2 separate regions of the Homo sapiens genome follow, and region 2 is linked to region 1. A link is an interaction called in ENCODE POLR2A ChIA-PET data of the cell type or tissue named here. Cell type or tissue: Panc1. All regions are shown on one strand. Each heading gives the region's core, and the rest is flanking DNA. Links, peaks and the distances in the headings are about the cores only.

Region 1 (11,196 bases), core at 3,025-8,024:
GGGTCACTGTATGGAGTCGAGCCTCTTGTGGCATGGGTGTCTGAGTCACTGTGTGGAGCAGAGCCCATCCTGACCTGGGTCTCTGAGTCACTGTGTGGAGCAGAGCCCCTCATGGCCTGGGTCTCTGAGTCATTGTGTGAAGCAGAACCCCTCATGGCCTGGGTGTCTGAGTCACTGTGTGGAGCTGAGCCCCTCATGGCCTGGGTCTCTGGGTCACTGTATGGAGTTGAGCCTCTTGTGGCATGGGTGTCTGAGTCACTGTGTGGAGCAGAGCCCCTCCTGGACTGGGTCTCTGAGTCACTGTGTGGAGCCCTTCCTGACTGCTGATTGTACTTTTCATAAGTGTGGTAAAGATGGTCACAAATTCTGTGAACTTCTCCCATTGAAATGAGGAGGTCTATATCTCCTCCCTTTAAATCTGGGTGGGCCTGTTACTGCTTCAAGCAATAGGATATGGTGGAACTGACTCTCTCCATTTCTGGGCCCACTTCTGCCTCCTGTCTCTTGGAGCACACTTGGAGGTCTGAGCTGCCATATGAAGAGTCTGACCACCTTGTTGGGTGGGGAGGAATCAGGACCAATAATTCGGTGCCTCTCAGGAGGCTCGGTCACCACTGACCAGGAAGGTGGCTTCAGGCTAAAGGAGAAATCCCGTGGGGCTCCTGTGAGGCTCTACTCTGACTAATACTTTAGTTCCTGTGTGATGGTCACTAATACGTTAGTTCCCACCATGGGTATTTTGTCCCTTCTCCTTCTTTGACGTGGCTGAGTTCTCCTCACACAGGGGCAGTGAGCTGTGGCCCTCTGCCTGGTCCCAGGAGGCCCTGGGACCCCTGAGCGTCGTGGCTCAGAGCTCAGCTCCCCTCCTGGGAGGTGGAGCTGCCTTTCTCCGAGGCCATGAGCTGGGCCCTCCACACCCCCCGGGGCACGTTCTAGCTACTGCCTTCCTCGCAGCCTTTGATCACCTAAGGATTTCCAGTCCTGCCCACTGCCACTCAGCCATCGCAGGCCCAGCGGCCTCGGGGAAGATGAAAGGTGTCGCCCACCTCGCTCCTCCTGCACAAAAGCAGGATCAATTAAAAACTTTCTATCCACGGAGCCGGAAGACTTGTCAGAGGAAGCTTCGGAGAGAAAATCAGGCTCCAGAGGGAGACGCAGTCCTTAAAAGTAAAGGTATTTTTAGCTGGAAAGTTTAGCAGAAGAAAGGCTGCGTCAGGCCCGAGCGGACCCGTCATCCGTCACAGGCCGGCCTCAGAAAGTGGGGAAGAAACCCCAGAAAGGCTTGAAAAGCCGTCCTTCCACGTGGGCGGGCGCCTCCCGGGCTGCCGGGGGATGTGCGAAAGTCATTGCGGCTCAGGGCTGTGCAGCCCCACCTTCAGCTTTTCCAAGTGTAAACGGAGCCTTTCTGCCTTGAACAGCTGTGTTTTCCCTTTACTTGGAGCGGATGCAAAGTTCGGAGGCTGTCCGGGGCCCTCCTCTCTCCCCCTCCCCCAGACGCTCAGCCTTAGGCCTTCTGCAGGGTGTGGAGCCTGCGGGATCCTGGGCCTTTAATGGGGGCTCCAGACCCTCCCTCCACAGCCACACAACTTTGCCAGTGATGCTGGGAGCCGGGAGAGGGCCTGGGGTTTGTGCAAGCCAGATTCAGACTCACGCGATCTCCCCAACTCCGGCCCGGGGACTTGGGGCTTCTCTGTCCTCTCTCCTCCCTGCACACCCAGCCTCTGGGAAGGCGCAGGCCAGCTGCACGGTGTTGGAATTCCACCTCCTCTGCTGAAGGAGGTGCTGGGTGTGCCAGGCACGTGGGGCCCTCGGGTGTCCACAGCTTCTGGGACCCCCCTGATAGTTTCCCACGGATTTTCCCAACTCTGACTTCTCTTGGTCAAACCCTACTTATGTTTCCAGGCTCATTTCAAATGCCACAACCTCCAAGAAGCCCTCTTGGATGTCCAGACAAGGGCACACGCTCCCCCTTCTGAATTCCCTATGGCCTTCTGTCTCTTCCTTCCTGGTACCCTCCTGACCCCACCTGACAGGACGTGTCCTGAAGGAAGAAGCAACGCAGCTCTGGAGCACGCAACCCTGGGGTGGAATCCGCCTCCTCTACTTTTTTTTTTTTTTTTGAGACAGGGAGTCGCTCTGTCGCCCAGACTGAAGTGCAGTGGCACGATCACGGCTTACTGCAGTCGGCCTCCTGGGCTAAAGCAACCCGCCTGCCTCAGCCTCCCAAAGCGCTGGGACTATAGGCGTGAGCCACAGCGCCCGGCCTACGCCTCCTCTACTTCTTAGCTTGTGATCTGGGGCAAGTTTCTTATCCACTCCAAGCGTCAGTTTCTCTATCAGTGAAAGGAAAAAATAACACAGTCTTCCCTCCTGGGTTCCTGTGAGGATTCAGTGAAGCGAGAGTGATCTACACGTGGGAAGCCCTAACCCCGTCCTCGTCCTCGGTAGCGTGGTGCTCGTCCTCCTGGGAGGAGCCCGGCGAGGCCCTGTGGCTGAGACTCGGGCACCTGGCTCTGCTCTGGCCCCCCTAGAAGACCCTGACGCCTAGTCTCTGGATTCAGACCTCGCCTGCAAAAACAACGTGACCACATCAGCTCAGCCTGCACCACCAACTGCTCTGAGATGAGGCGTGAGGTTCCCTTTGGAGGTAACTCTGGGGAAACGAGAGTGGCGGCCGGTGTCACAGGGCCACCTGCACATGCCCTGAGGATCACCGCACCTGCCCGGAGCTGGCTGGATGTTTTGGAGGACCCAGGACACAGCAGGCGAGCGCTGGCACCCACAGACCCCCTTTCTCTCATTTCACGTCCCTGGGCTGCAGAGGGAAGGACCCTCTGGCCTGGGCAACATAGTGAGACCCCATCTCTACAAAAAAATTAAAAAATTAGCCGGGCATGGTGATGCATGCCTGTAGTCCCAGCTACTCGGGAGGCTGGGGCGGGAGGATCACTTGAGCCTGGGAGGTCAAGGCTGCAGTGAGCCATGATTGCACCACTGCACTCCAGCCCGGGTGACAGAGCAAGACCCTGTCTCCACCACCAAAAAAAAGGCCCTCGTTAGTTTACTTGGGAGGAGCTGGGCCTGCCGTGAGCTGGGCAGGCATAGGCCCTGTCCTGGTGCTCACTGTTCTGGGGTGGGGGAGCAGATGAACAGGTATAAATTCTACTATGGGGGGGTATGGGCTCTGATGGCCATGGGGGGCGGGTGTCTAATCATGGACTGCTTCCCGGAGGAAGGTGCATTTGAGTCTGACACATGTGCAGTTAGTGGGAAAGTGGGATGGGCTGGATGATCTGAGCCCTGTTGGGGAGAAGCAGGAGCTGGAGCAGCCTGGCATCTTTGAGCATCTGAGGTCCAGCCTAGGACCCGTCAGGGCATAGCCAGGAGCAGGGGCAGGGGCAGGGATTGGCAGGACGGAGACCAGGTCAGGCTGGGCGGTGCCCCTGTCTGCATTGTGGCTGCTGCAGGCTGATGGCGGGAAGAGGCAGTGGGACTCGAGTGGCCACTGGGAGGCAGGGCAGGGGTGCTCAGGTGAAACATGGCAGCAGCCCTCTCTGGAGTTACAACCGAGGGCTGGAGACAGGCAAGGGATTCTGGAGAGTACAAGGAGCCAGACTGCTCGTGACATGTGGGGTCTGGGGAAGGGACGGGAGCGGGGGCCTGGGCTCCATGTCTCTATTGCCCTCCTGCCTTCCTGGCCCGGCCAGGGGAGCCTGGGCTGGGGCTGATCGTGACCTTGCCAGTCTGTGCCTGGGCTTGCGGACTGTTAGCCCGGGAACAGCCTGCACATCTTGAGTGTCTGTCAGCTTTTTCTGGGAGAAAGATTCCCAAGCAAGCCCTGGACACCCCCAGAATGTACAAGTCTCTGCTCTGTTCCCAGCTCCTGCTGTCTCCCCCAAAACACACAGCCCTCTGCTCTGTTCTCAGCTCTGGGTGTCCCCTCTGCTCCTGCCATCCCCCACCCTCACCTTAGATCAATCACTGTCCTGAGCTTCTCTAAACACTCCGTGTTGCTTCGAAGGGCGTGGGACCTCACTTCTCAGCAGTGTGACTCGAGTTTGCCCCTGGACATCTCCGTTTCCTCCTCTGGGAAGTGGGCTCACGGCAGTCCCGTCCCCATGCAGGGCTGCTGTGCAGATGGAATGGGAGGAGCAAGGCAGGCCCTGGGTCAGCGCCTGGCTCTGGACTTATCAGGACCATAAATAGGGTTCCTGGTGGTCGCTGTTTTATTCGTGGACTGCTGGCTTACGAGCTGCCCTGAGTGACGCGTGGGGTGACGCTGCCAACACCTGGCTACAGAGGTCCCTTCAGGGAGGACAGGAGAGCCTTGTGGTGAGGAAGCCTCTTTGGAAAGTGAGACTCAGTCATCAGAGCTCACCGTGCAGATGACAGGCTTCCGGGGCTGGACCTGGGGCGGGGGGGGGGGGCGTCAGGCGGACCCCCATCCCCAAGGGGCCCAGCTCGTCCTGAGGGGGCAGCCACGGCCCCTTTTCCAAGCTCCCCCAAGGATCCGCGGGTGGCCTCAGCCCCGCCCACCTCACCCTCTCTCCCGGCCTGACCCTTCCCCACTCCTCAGCCTCTGGTTCTGCTCTCAGCAGATGCCCCTGCTCAGCCTTCCAGAGCCCCTCCCATATTAGCGTCTTCCTGGGAGCACTGCTGTGCAGCTCCATGCCCGTCCCACCTTCTAGGCCAGAATTCATTCATTCATTCAGTCGTTCAGCACCACTGCCTGAGGGCTTACCTTGAGCAGGTCCCACGCTGGCTGACACCAGCACGCCGGAGGCCCCGGGCTGAACACACAGCGCCACCCACCGAGCCTGAGCAACGTTTGCTGCCGTCAGTGAAGCCCCCAGGCAGGGAGGCCACTGCAGGGAGGACTGAGCGGGCCTCGAGGGAGTGAGTGGCTGGGAACAGAGGGGTGCAGCCTTCCCAGGGAGGGGACAGGGTGTGGAGAGGGAGAGGGGGCTGGGGAGAGGTGAGCAGGCGTCTCCCGCTGTCTGAGGAGCTGGAACCTGGTCCGATCCAGAGGGCACCCTGGCATGGTCCGACCCAGGGGGTGCTTCTGCCGTGGGCTTCGAGAGGGCAGGGAGAGGGGAGGGGAGCTGCAGATCCCCTGGCTCCAGGCCATAAGGACCTGATCTCAGGTGGGGCTGGGGGGCACTGAGCAAACTGAGAACCACTCCCAGGCCTGGGTGAGGGAGCCAGGAGTCTGGGGTCTGGCCTGCCCAGCGTCCACAGCCCACTTTGCCAGGGAGGCCCAGGGCTGGTGAGGACCCAGCCGAGGTCCTGCCGCCACCCCAGCTGCAGCTGAGCTTGGAGAGGAAACCAGGTGCCGCTCGGGGACGTCGCTGCTCTAACTGCCCGCAAGGGGTGCTTCCGGGGCAGGCCTGGCCAGGACAGGGCGAGGAGGCCTCTCTGGAGGTCATGGGGACCCTGTGTCTTCTCTTCCTTCACACGCCTGGGCCTGCGACCTCACAGAGGCCACAGCATGCCCTGTCCGTCCTCACCAGCTGCAAGCAGGAGGCGGCCTGGCCGTAACACCGGCCTGGGAAGGCCGAGCACATTTGAGCAGCCTCATGGAAAGTTCTGGGGTTTATGACAACAGATTATCTGGTGGTGACAGCAGATCTGGGATGGTGCTTCCTGCCCACCGCCTTCTCTCTCTTTGAAAACAAAACCACCCACACATTTTGAAAGCTGGGCCCCTATGGTGGGTTCAGGATAGAGCCAACCCTGAACTCATGGGGAGACTTGTCCCACAGAAATGACGAAGATTCTTCCAGGAACAGACTCAGCCTTCTCTTTCCACCTGAGGGACACTCAGTCTCAGCCTGGAAACCAAAGATGGGGCTGGGCGGGTGCTGCGGTTTAGGCTGAATCATCGTCATAGCTGTGACCAATTGTAACAACAACAAAAACAGCAGCAGCAGCAGCAGCAGCTCATTTTTCTCTAACAGGCTTGTTGCATCTGCACTAAGTCAAGGTATCATTCCTGTCAAGGAGGCTTCCAGCCTGTGCTTGTTTGCTTCTCTTGATGGGGACCTCACTACCTCGGGCAGCTATGTATGTCCCCCAGGCGTGTGTCCAGTGTCCTGCTGGGGGCGCTGGCCCCCAATGTGCCCCTTTTGCTTTCAGACAGCCAGGACGTTGGGCTGCAACAGCCTAAACTGGCTCTGGCGTCTTACACAGCAGAGGAACTGGAGGGAGAGCTGAAGCTATTGGAATCCACGGGGAGGCAGGGAATGGTGGAAGCCACAGCCAGTGGGGCAGCTGGAACCACAGCCCAGAGCCAAGCTAAATGTGCACTCTCAATGATCTCCATTTGCCCAAAATTCGAAACCAGAAGGAAGCATTTGATTGGCTGAGCCAGGCACAGGCCCCGCCCTGGCTGCTAAGGGTAGAGGTGGCGGGAAGGGGAGGAGAGGAAGGGGAAAGGAAGGGCCAGGACTGCCTCCAGCAGGGTAAGCTGGGACCCCAGGCAACCACCACAGCCACCCTTTTCCTCCCCATTTACTGAGCTCACCGCAGGCCAGGCCACCAGGCCAAGTTGGATAATGTTTTATGTGATACCGCCTCATCCCGGGGTGTTTCCTCTCAGCACCATAACCACGCACACCCCATAATAAGCAGTGGGCTAGCTGGAGAGGCAGGAAATTGCCTTTGGGGTCCCATTGTAGGATCATCCCTTGTGGGTTTCGCCCTTTTATGGTGTCAGCCTCCCTGCCGGTGCTTCCCTGAGAGGGTCTCAGCAAACCAACATCTTGGTACCAACGATGGCGCAGAACAACTCTGTCCTTTTCTCCTTTGGCATCAAAAGACAAAACAAACCCAAATGACATCCATCCCAGAAGCTGCTCCCAGTTTCACTGGACAATGAGGAAGGGAAACGGGAAGGAAAGTAGGGTAGGACTGGCTGGGCCGATGTGCGGACTAGGAAGCAGAAACTCTCCTGAGGGAGGAAGCCAGGCCACCGGACAGGGCCAAGGTCTGTTCCCTAGGACGACAGAGCACACAGCACCTCAGTTTCATCTTTCAAGTCCCATTATTTGGCTGGGTGTGGTGGCACGCACCTGTGGTCCCAGCTACTCAGGAGGCTTAGGTAGGAGGATCGCTCGAGGCCAGGAGATGGAGGCTGCAGTGATCTGAGATTGTGCCCTGCACTCCAGCCTGGGCAATAGAGTGAGACCCCAACTCTAAAAAAAAAATTCCACAAATTCCACTATTTAGCCTGAGAGGCAGTGCAGCAATGGTTATGAACATGGGCCCCGCAGCCAGAAAGATCTGCGCAAACCTCCAGCTGTGTGACTGTGGGCGAGCAACTGAACCTCTCTGAGCCTGTTGTCTCATCTGCAAAACAATCCCGGGGCATTGCGGTGAGGGTGAAGTTGGGTCACGTAGATGAGTGGTGCTGCCCAGATCATCTTTGGGAAGGACCTGCTGCCCAGCTGCAGGGCGTGGTCACCAGACAGTCTCGGCTCTCAGTTCCTTCAGGGTGGGCTGCAGAGACCCGCCTCGCCCAGGCCATGCCTGGGGTCCTGCTGGGCTGGCGGAGGGCTCCTGGGACTGCGTGTCAGTTCAGCTCCTCCGTCTGCCCAGTCCTGCCACCTCCCCTGGCAGGCATCTTCATCCATCCTCAGCACCCGCCACCCCAGGAGCCAGCCTGCAGAGCCAAGCATGCGGCAAGCCCTCTGTCTACATCCTGTGACTACATTATTATTATGAAGCCTGCCCTAATGCACATATTAGGCTGGAAGACAAGTAGATGAATTCAAAATTGGGAAGAAGTGAAAAGCCAGAGGCAGGAGGGGCTTGGGGTATTTGCCCTCAAAACGACTGAGACCCCAACAGCCCCAGAGCCGGGTGAGCCCGAGTAATGGACATACATTGAGGGAAGAGAAAAAGCCGAGAAAAAAGCGGTTTGAACGGGGGGTGATGTCACCGGTTACACGCGTGGTTTCTGATGGTTTAACGCGGGCCCTGGAGATATTTGCAGAACCTGCACTCAAATGCCAGCTTCTTGCTCGCGATGTCACCGCCCATCCCGGTTCACGGGGGCAGGTGACGACGTCTCACACTCCCCAGCATGCACACCCGCGTGAATCAGGGCTTGGGGGAGTGGGAACTCGGACCAGAATATCTTGGTATTTAGTAACACAGGAAAGGACACGGATGGGAAGCTGCGGCTAAATGCCTAGCGAGAGCCGCTCACGGCGGGCTGATGGGATGTTTTAAGTAAATTCCACGCAGCCATCCCATGAACCCCTTGAAACTGGCCATGGAGGAGCTCGCTTGGTGATGGTCAGGGCACACATCGGAGGCTTCTCAGGGGGCAGGAGGGTGGGGACGGGCTCTGGGCCACGTCTGGGTAGAATGCGGTCATCTGGGGGTGTCATCAACGTGGGTTTGGTGGAAATCGCCTGTGGGGAGATGACTCCAGGAAGAGCCCGGGAAGCAGCTGTGGACCTCTGGCGGGTCTGGCGGGACCTCTGGCGGGTTCTCTGCTTCTGTGTTGTGTCCTAGAAAAGCAGGGGTGATGTGGAATATATCCCACCGCTGGCTGTGGCACCGGAGCCAGCCCAGGAGCCTCCCTTCTCCAAGAGGGGCTTGGAGGGGAGCCGTGGCACCCCACAAGGACTATCCTGCTGGCTGGCTGCAGAGGAGTTGCATTCTAATTTCCATTAGAAATTGATGGGGAGTGGCCTGGGGTGGCTGGGAATGGATGGGGCTGGAGGGCAGGAGTGTGGAGAGGGCTGGAAGGAGTCATGGGGATGGAAGTGGGAGCCAGGCATTGCACTGGGTGAGGGAGGCCGGGCCGCCTGCCCCCGAGACGCCCCTCCTGACAGGCTGGCTGCGGGAGAGGCTTTTCTTGTCCGTGGTGTGCAACTTCCTCTGCAGGCCTCTGCGCTGCCGCCTGGCAGTTTTACGAACCTTGTACCTGTCTTAAAAGGCTCCAAAGGCCCCAGAGGCCTCTGAGGAAACTGGTGCGCCCTTTTTTGAGATGGAGTCTCGCTCTGTGGCCCAGGCTGGAGTGCAGTGGCATGATCTTGGCTCACTGCAACCTCCAATTCCTGGGTTCAAGCGATTCTCCTGCCTCTGCCTCCTGAGTAGCTGGGACTACAGGCGCCCGCCACCATGCCCAGCTAATTTTTGTATTTTTAGTAGAGATGTGGTTTCACCATGTTGGCCTGGCTGGTCTCCAGCTCCTGACCTCAGGTGATCCGCCTGCCTTGGCCTCCCAAAGTGTTGGGATGTCAGGCGTGAGCCACCGCACCTGGCCTGGTGTGCCTTCTGTATGCCTGTTTACCCTCTTCTGCCCCCTCAGAGCCAGCATGAGAGGGTGGCTGGTTCCTGGAGCATTAAACGCTTCAGGAGGACCCAGATGTCATCAGGTGAGGAATGTCTAACCTATGGAGGTGTTTAAAGCTGAGTCCGTGAACCTCACATATCCTCATCTCCTTTCACCGACTGTTCACATTTTCCACGTTTGTGCACCTGCCTGCTCTTGCTCTCTCTCGCTCTCTCTCTCTCTCTCTCACCCCTGCCCCGCTAAACCCTTGCAGGCAGGCTGAAGCCACCATAGCACTTCCCCGTCACACTTCAGCCTGTGCCTGCTGAGAACATGGTGCGCTCCTAACAGACAGTCTCCATCATCCCGCCCCAGAAAATAGACGCCGATGCCACCATCGAATGTTCAGTCCACGTCCCAATTTCTCCAGCACCGGGACTGTACCTCAGGCTGCCCTGCCCGGCAACTCTGATTATTGGCTATTCCATTTCTCCATTCCTTCAGTCCACAAACAGTTATTGAGCACTTACTGTTTGCCACGTCCTGTTCTAGGTGCACGGTACACAGTGAACAAGGCGGATCAGGCCCTGCTCCCTGGCCCCCCCGCCCAGGAGAAGCTGGAGTCATTCCAGAGGGTGCCAGGGTGTCAGGATGGTGATTGGAGTCAGGCCCCAGCTCATGGTTGATTTGGTGCTTGCAAGTGAGCTGGGATCTGGGTGACGAGCCGGAGCTGACCATGCGTCTTTGCATCTGAGTCCCAGGCTGTTCCCTCCCTGGCTCCCTCACTCACTGTCTGGGTAGTGGCGGTGCCCCAGGTGCCCAGTGCTGTGCCAGGAGCGAGGGATGGGGGAGTTTGTTGCGGTTACCCCAGGCTACCCTGCTGTGGGTGCAGGGCCTGTGGGGCTGACCGCTTGGCTCTCGGTGTGCAGGCCTTCAGGTGGAGCGGCTCTCAGGTGAGGAGCTGACCCAGGAACAGTCCCGGGGAGCTGATCCTCACCTGGATGAGATCCCGGACTCGGAACAGAGGCTGCGATGGGTTGAGACTTTTGGGGTCGTCTGGGAGGGGGAGCGAGGATATTTTGCACGGGAAGAAATGCAGGACTCGGTGGCCAGAGGGCGGAGGGTGACACTTTGAAATGTGTCCTCAAATCCTTGGGTCTGCTCATCCAATGGTGGGGCCTAATGCTGCACTTCCCTTGAATGTCAGCCAGACTTGGTGACTCGTTTCTAACGAACAGAAAAGGAGCAGAGTGACGGTGGACACGCGAGACCAGGCCATCGAAGGCACCGTGGCTGGCCGCCGGCCCTCCCTAGGATTCCTCACCTGCAGGGGTCAGTGGCCACATGACCACATGGGAGGACACTCCAGACGCTCAGATGGTGACTCCCACATGGTGAGGCGCCGAGGCCTCCTACCGACAGCCACGCGGGTGCTGCCACCTGGGAAGGGGAGCTGCCTACTCAGGGGTGCATCAGATGATGGCCTCTGACTCTGTGACTGCACCTTCGTAGGAGACAGAGAGCCAGGCAATGAAGACACTCCTGAATCCCTGACCCTCAGATCCTGTGGGCCATTAACTTTGTGGCTTTAAGCTGCTGAGTTCTGGGGTAATTTTTATTTTTACTTTTATTTATTTATTTATTTATTTATTTATTTTTTGCAGCAAAATAAAACAAATATGGAGTTTGGGTTTAAACAGGTCCTTGAAAGAGGGGTCCTCTCTAGAGGTGTAATTAAAAATGATAATAAAATTGGCCAGGCGCAGTGGCTCACGCCTGTAATCCCCAGCATTCTGGGAGGCCGAGGCAGGTGGATAGCCTGAGGTCAGGAGTTCAAGACCAGCCTGGCCAACATGGTGAAACCCCATCTCTACTAAAAATACAAAAATTAGCTGTGCATGGTGGTGCAT
Region 2 (5,000 bases), core at 1-5,000, 76 kb before region 1:
AGATAAACACCATCCAGAATAAAATCTAGAACCTTCCCAGTATCCCCCTCCCCCACCCACCAAGGCACCCTTATACTGCTTCCAGTCAGAAGGCCTCACCCTGCTGGAGGTAACCATTATTCTGATGTGTATCGCCATAGATACCTTAGGCCTTTTTTTTTTTTTTTTTTTTTTTTTCGAGATGGAGTCTCACTCTGCTGCCCCAGCTGGAGTGCAGTGATGTGATCCCAACTCACTGCAACCTCCGCCTCCCGGGTTCAAGTGATTCTCCTGCTGCAGTCTCCCGAGTAGCTAGGATTCCCGGGCCCACCACCATGCCCAGCTAATTTGTTTTTTTTGTTTGTTTTTTTTTTGTTTGTTTTTTTTTGATGGAGTCTTGCTCTGTCGCTCAGGCTGGAGTGCAGTGGCATAATCTTGGCTCACTGCAAGCTCTGCCTCCTGGGTTCACACCATTCTCCTGCCTCAGGCTCCCGAGTAGCCAGGACTACAGGCACCCGCCACCAAGCCCAGCTAATTTTTTGCATTTTTAGTAGAGACGGGGTTTCACCGTGTTAGCCAGGATGGTCTCAAACTCCCAACCTCAGGTAATCTGCCCGCTTTGGCCTCCCAAAATGCTGGGCTTACAGATGTGAGCCACCACATCTGGCCCTTAGACCTGGTTTTGAACTTCATGTAAGTGGGAAGTTTGGGTCTAGCATCTTTTGCTCCATACTATGTCTGACATCTGCTTATGCTATTACCGTAGTTCTTTTTTTTTTTTTTTGAGACAGGGTCTCGTTCTGTTGCCCAGGTTGGAGTGCAGTGGTGCAATCATAGCTCACTGCAGCCTTGATCTCCTGGGCTCCAGCAATCCTCCCACCAGCCTCCTGACTAGCTGGGACCACATGTGCATGCCACCACACCTGGCTAATTGAAATGTTTTTATTTTATTTTTTTATAGAGACAGGCTGTCACTAGGTTGCAGGCAGGTCTCAAACTCCTGGCTTCAACTGATTCTCCTACCTTGGTCTCCCAAAGTGCTGGGATTACAGGAATGAGCCGCTGTGCCTGGCCAACATGTAGTTCTTTTTCACTGCAGTATAATATTTCATTATATGAACTATATATGACTACCACAATTTGTTCATCCAATCTACTCTTTTTTTTTTTTTTTTTTTGAGACAGGGTCTTTCTCTGTCATCCAGGCTGGAATGCAGTGGTGTGATTTAGGTTCAGTACAGCCTCCACCTCCTGGGCTCAAGTGATCCTCCCACCTAGGCCTTCCAAAGGGCTGGGATTACATGCATGGGCCACTATGCCTGGCCCATTCTGCTATTGATGAGCATTTGGGTTGCTTCCAGGTTTGGGTCATTACTAATACAGCAACCATAAACATCCCTGTGCCTGTCTTTTTTAAGTGTGTGTGTGTGTGTGTGTGTGTGTGTGTGTATGTCCAGATTTCCGTGTGCACACCCAGGCATGGAGCTGCTGGGTCTCAGGGCACATGTATATTTCACTTCAGCAGCCAAACATTTCCTGAGTCGTTGTACCAATTTACACTCCTGTGTGTTTCCTTGGCTTTAAAAACTTGCAATGATGATGTTGGTAGCTGCAAAACACACACCAGGAAAGAGTCCCAACATTTCCCTAAATCCCCACTCAGTGTGGCATTGAATTTGTAGGTGACAGGGTACACAGTTTGCACTGGAATCCTGCCTTGCTGTTTTCCTTCTCACCTATTTATGCTGCCTTCACATGATCCTGACACAGGAGCACACACACGCACTCACACACACGCACACACGCTTGCACACTTGGGCCAAGGCATCTACGTGGGGATTCCACGTTGCGCCTTGACCCAGCCACTGGGAGGGCGGCACTGGTTTCGCCCTGGCCCCGGCGCCTGGCTAGGCCTGTAGGCTGCCCCGGCAGTGGCTGCCATCTGTTCCAGGCGGGGCGGGGCCATCGTGTGGACGACGTGGGGTGTCCGCAGCGCCGGGGTGAGGAGGGGCTAGGATGGAACAGTGGCGGCCAAGGGCGCGCGGCCCTCTGGCGGGCCTGGCTGCCGGCGGAGTTCTGCCATGCGGCCACCAGAGGGCGGCACAGTCCCACAGAAGACAGCCCCGCCCGGCGCCTCCCAGGAGCCACCCGGGAGGACCTGAGAGCCAGCGGCGGACCTCGCTGGGAACTGGGTGGGTCGTGGGGAGCCCACGTTCCCCTCGCCTCACACCCTGCTGTGGTGGACTGAGCCCGGGGAAGGAAATCCAGAAACCACTTGGCTTCTGTCACTCACAAGCTCTGGGACGTTGGGAAAATGATTTGGCCTCTCTGTGCCTCAGTTTCTGCACCTGTAAAATGGCAACACCGTAATGATAATGGCCCACCCCCCTGGGGTCCTATCCCGAGGCTCAGTACCGATAACAGTGTTAGAACTATGATGACGGCCATTGCTGGGAACATTGCAGAGCTAAAAACTAAAATAAAAATAAAAAATAAAATAATGATGATGGCCAGGCATCCTGGTCCACGTCTGTAATCCCAGAACTTTGGGAGACCGAGGTAGGAGGATCACTTGAAGCCAGGCGTTTCAGACCAGCCTGGGCAACATGACCAGACCCCATCTCCTCAAACAATACAAAAATCAGCCAGATGTGGTGGCTCGGGCCTGTAATCCCAGCTACTCAACAGGCAGAAGTTGGAGGATCCCTTGAGCCTGGGAGGTCGAGGCTGCGGTGAGCCGTGATCACGCCACTGCACTCCAGCCTGGGCGACAGAAAAGACCCTGTCTCGAAATAATAAAATAATAATAATGATGATGATGATAATAATAATAACTATGGTCTATTGAGTGCTTACTTCATGCCAGACGCGGGGCTGGTGCTTCCAAAGCCTTCACTCATTTAATTCTCACAGCCACCCTCTGAAGATGTGAAGGCAGGTGGGATGGGAGAGCTTCAGCGTCGGTGCCATCTCCACCCTGAGCATGTCCCCAGCTGTCCTGCCCTCCCTGGGTGTGTCTTTCTCTTCTGTCTTCAGATCACAGCCCACCCCAGAGGGTACTGTGATTATCCCCACCAGACAGATGGGCAGACAGAGGGCAGAGGGGCAAGCCAGCCTGCCCCAGCTGTAGGAGCCAGGCTGGGGCTCCCCGACTCCACCCCACACCGTCTGGCCAGAGCACCTGGTCAGAGTTGCTGGACAACAGTCAGTGGGCATTGGTAAGGCCCGAGGCACCATGCAGATATGTGGCTGTCATCTCCCCGGGAGAAGTGAGCATGGAGTTGGCCGGCCTGGGGCTCCATTCCACCCCCTCAGCCACTGCTGCTTCCTCTGTAGTGTGAGGGGTAGAAATCAGTGCTTTGCCACCAGGTGCGGTGGCTCATACCTGTAATGCCAGCACTTTGGGTGGCCGAGCTGGGCGGATCACCTGAGGTCAGGAGTTTGAGACCAGCCTGACCAATATGATGAAACCCCATCTCTACTAAAAATACAAAAATTAGCCAGGTGTGGTGGTACACATCTGTAATCCCAGCTACTCAGGAGGCTGAGACGGGAGAATCGCTTCAACCTGGTAGGCAGAGGTTGCAGTGAGCCGAAATCGTGCCTTTGCACTCCAGCCTGGGCAACAAAAGTGAAACTCCGTCTCAAAAAAAAAAAATTTCTTTTGCATTTTTAGTTGAGACGGGGTTTCACTATGTTGGCCAGGCTGGTCTCGAAGTCCTGACCCCAAGTAATCTGCCTGCCTCGGCTTCCCAAAGTGTTGGGATCACAGGCATGAGCCACTGCCCAGTCTGCAATTTTCTTTTGAAGAAAATAGTCCTGATGGTAACCTTTTATTTTTATTTTTAATTAATTAATTATTTTTTTTGAGACAGGGACTCACTCTGTTGCCTGGGCTGGAGTGCAGTGGTGCAATCACACCTCACTATAGCTTCGACCTCCCGGGCCTAAGCATTCCTCCCACCTCAGCTTCCCAAGTAGCTGGGACCACAGGCCTCAGCCACCATGCCTGGCTCTGATGCTAAAATTAACCAAAAATAATGTTTAACGCCACCAGACTAGATAATTCCTGAGGCCCTTCCTAGTTCTAAATATTTTATGAAAACTTTCTTGAACCTATTTGTATTTTTGGCTGGTAAGTTCAATTTACCTTTACCCTACTGGGTCCAGACTTCCTCCTCCTCCTTGTCCTCCTCCTCCTTTTTTCCCTCCTCTTCCTCCTTCTCCACCTACCCTTTCCTCCTCTCTCCTCCTCCTCCTTCTCTTCTTCTATCTGAGAGATTATCTTTCTCAAGTTTTAGGCACTCACCATTCCAATCCCAGTTTTGGCATTCCCAGGTTTTTTGTTAAGTCTCTGTCCTACCCTGCTTAGCTCTGTTTCTGTGGCCTCACTTGTGCCTGTCCTTCCCGCTCAGTTTCCTTTCTGGATCAGCATTCTAGCTTTTCCCTCTGGAGTTTTCCATGAGACTACCCTTTACCATTATCTATCTGGTCCTTCCCTAGACAAGATCTGTGGCATTTCTCAAAGAAGACGGCAACTAGGAGACCACATGGCATTCTGGGAATGGGTCACCCGGGTCTGGGAGGAATGAGTTTGTTATTAACAAGTGAGAGAGAAAAGAGCTGTTCCCGTGACGAAAAGGAAAAAGAGCATCAAGTATAAATGCACGCTTTTTCATCACCATCTCCTGGTCTCTGCTTCCAGCCTTTTCTTTTGAATGTAGAGATAAATCCACTCTATTTTAATAAACTCCACATTTTATGCGGTTTTCAAGGTGTATTGGAAATAGGGTAAATTTTGATGCTAGCATATCTGAAAGCATTTTAAATAGCATCTATTCTGCTGGGGAATCAAGTAGTACGGCAAGAAACACTACTTTGCCTGTAAATAAACTACCTTCCATCCTAATCTGTAGCCCTGCTCTGAAGGAGCGCCTAACACTTTCTACACAACACGGGTGGAGATGTCCACATCTTCCAGAGGACTCAGTGTCCTTCACGATGACGTATCCCCTTCTGCT

The links. Peaks named below come from ENCODE experiments on the same cell type or tissue, not always from the same donor. Only the 100,000 strongest peaks of a DNase experiment are listed, where the experiment ranks them.
Region 2: POLR2A ChIA-PET joins it to region 1 with 5 read pairs; 3 of 35 experiments call an interaction of 5 or more read pairs at or near these places.

Annotation. Positions count from the first base shown.
Region 1 is chr9:131,833,995-131,845,190 of GRCh38, forward strand. No RefSeq gene overlaps it. Among named protein-coding and RNA genes, the nearest start is that of RAPGEF1, 100 kb to the left of the region's middle. RefSeq lists an enhancer at 3,666-4,204. In Panc1, for the core only: no CTCF peak of the experiment used is centred there; a DNase peak (open chromatin) is centred at 5,857.
Region 2 is chr9:131,760,563-131,765,562 of GRCh38, forward strand. No RefSeq gene overlaps it. Among named protein-coding and RNA genes, the nearest start is that of RAPGEF1, 23 kb to the left of the region's middle. In Panc1, for the core only: CTCF peaks have their summits at 2,069 (motif pointing right) and 2,276; no DNase peak of the experiment used is centred there.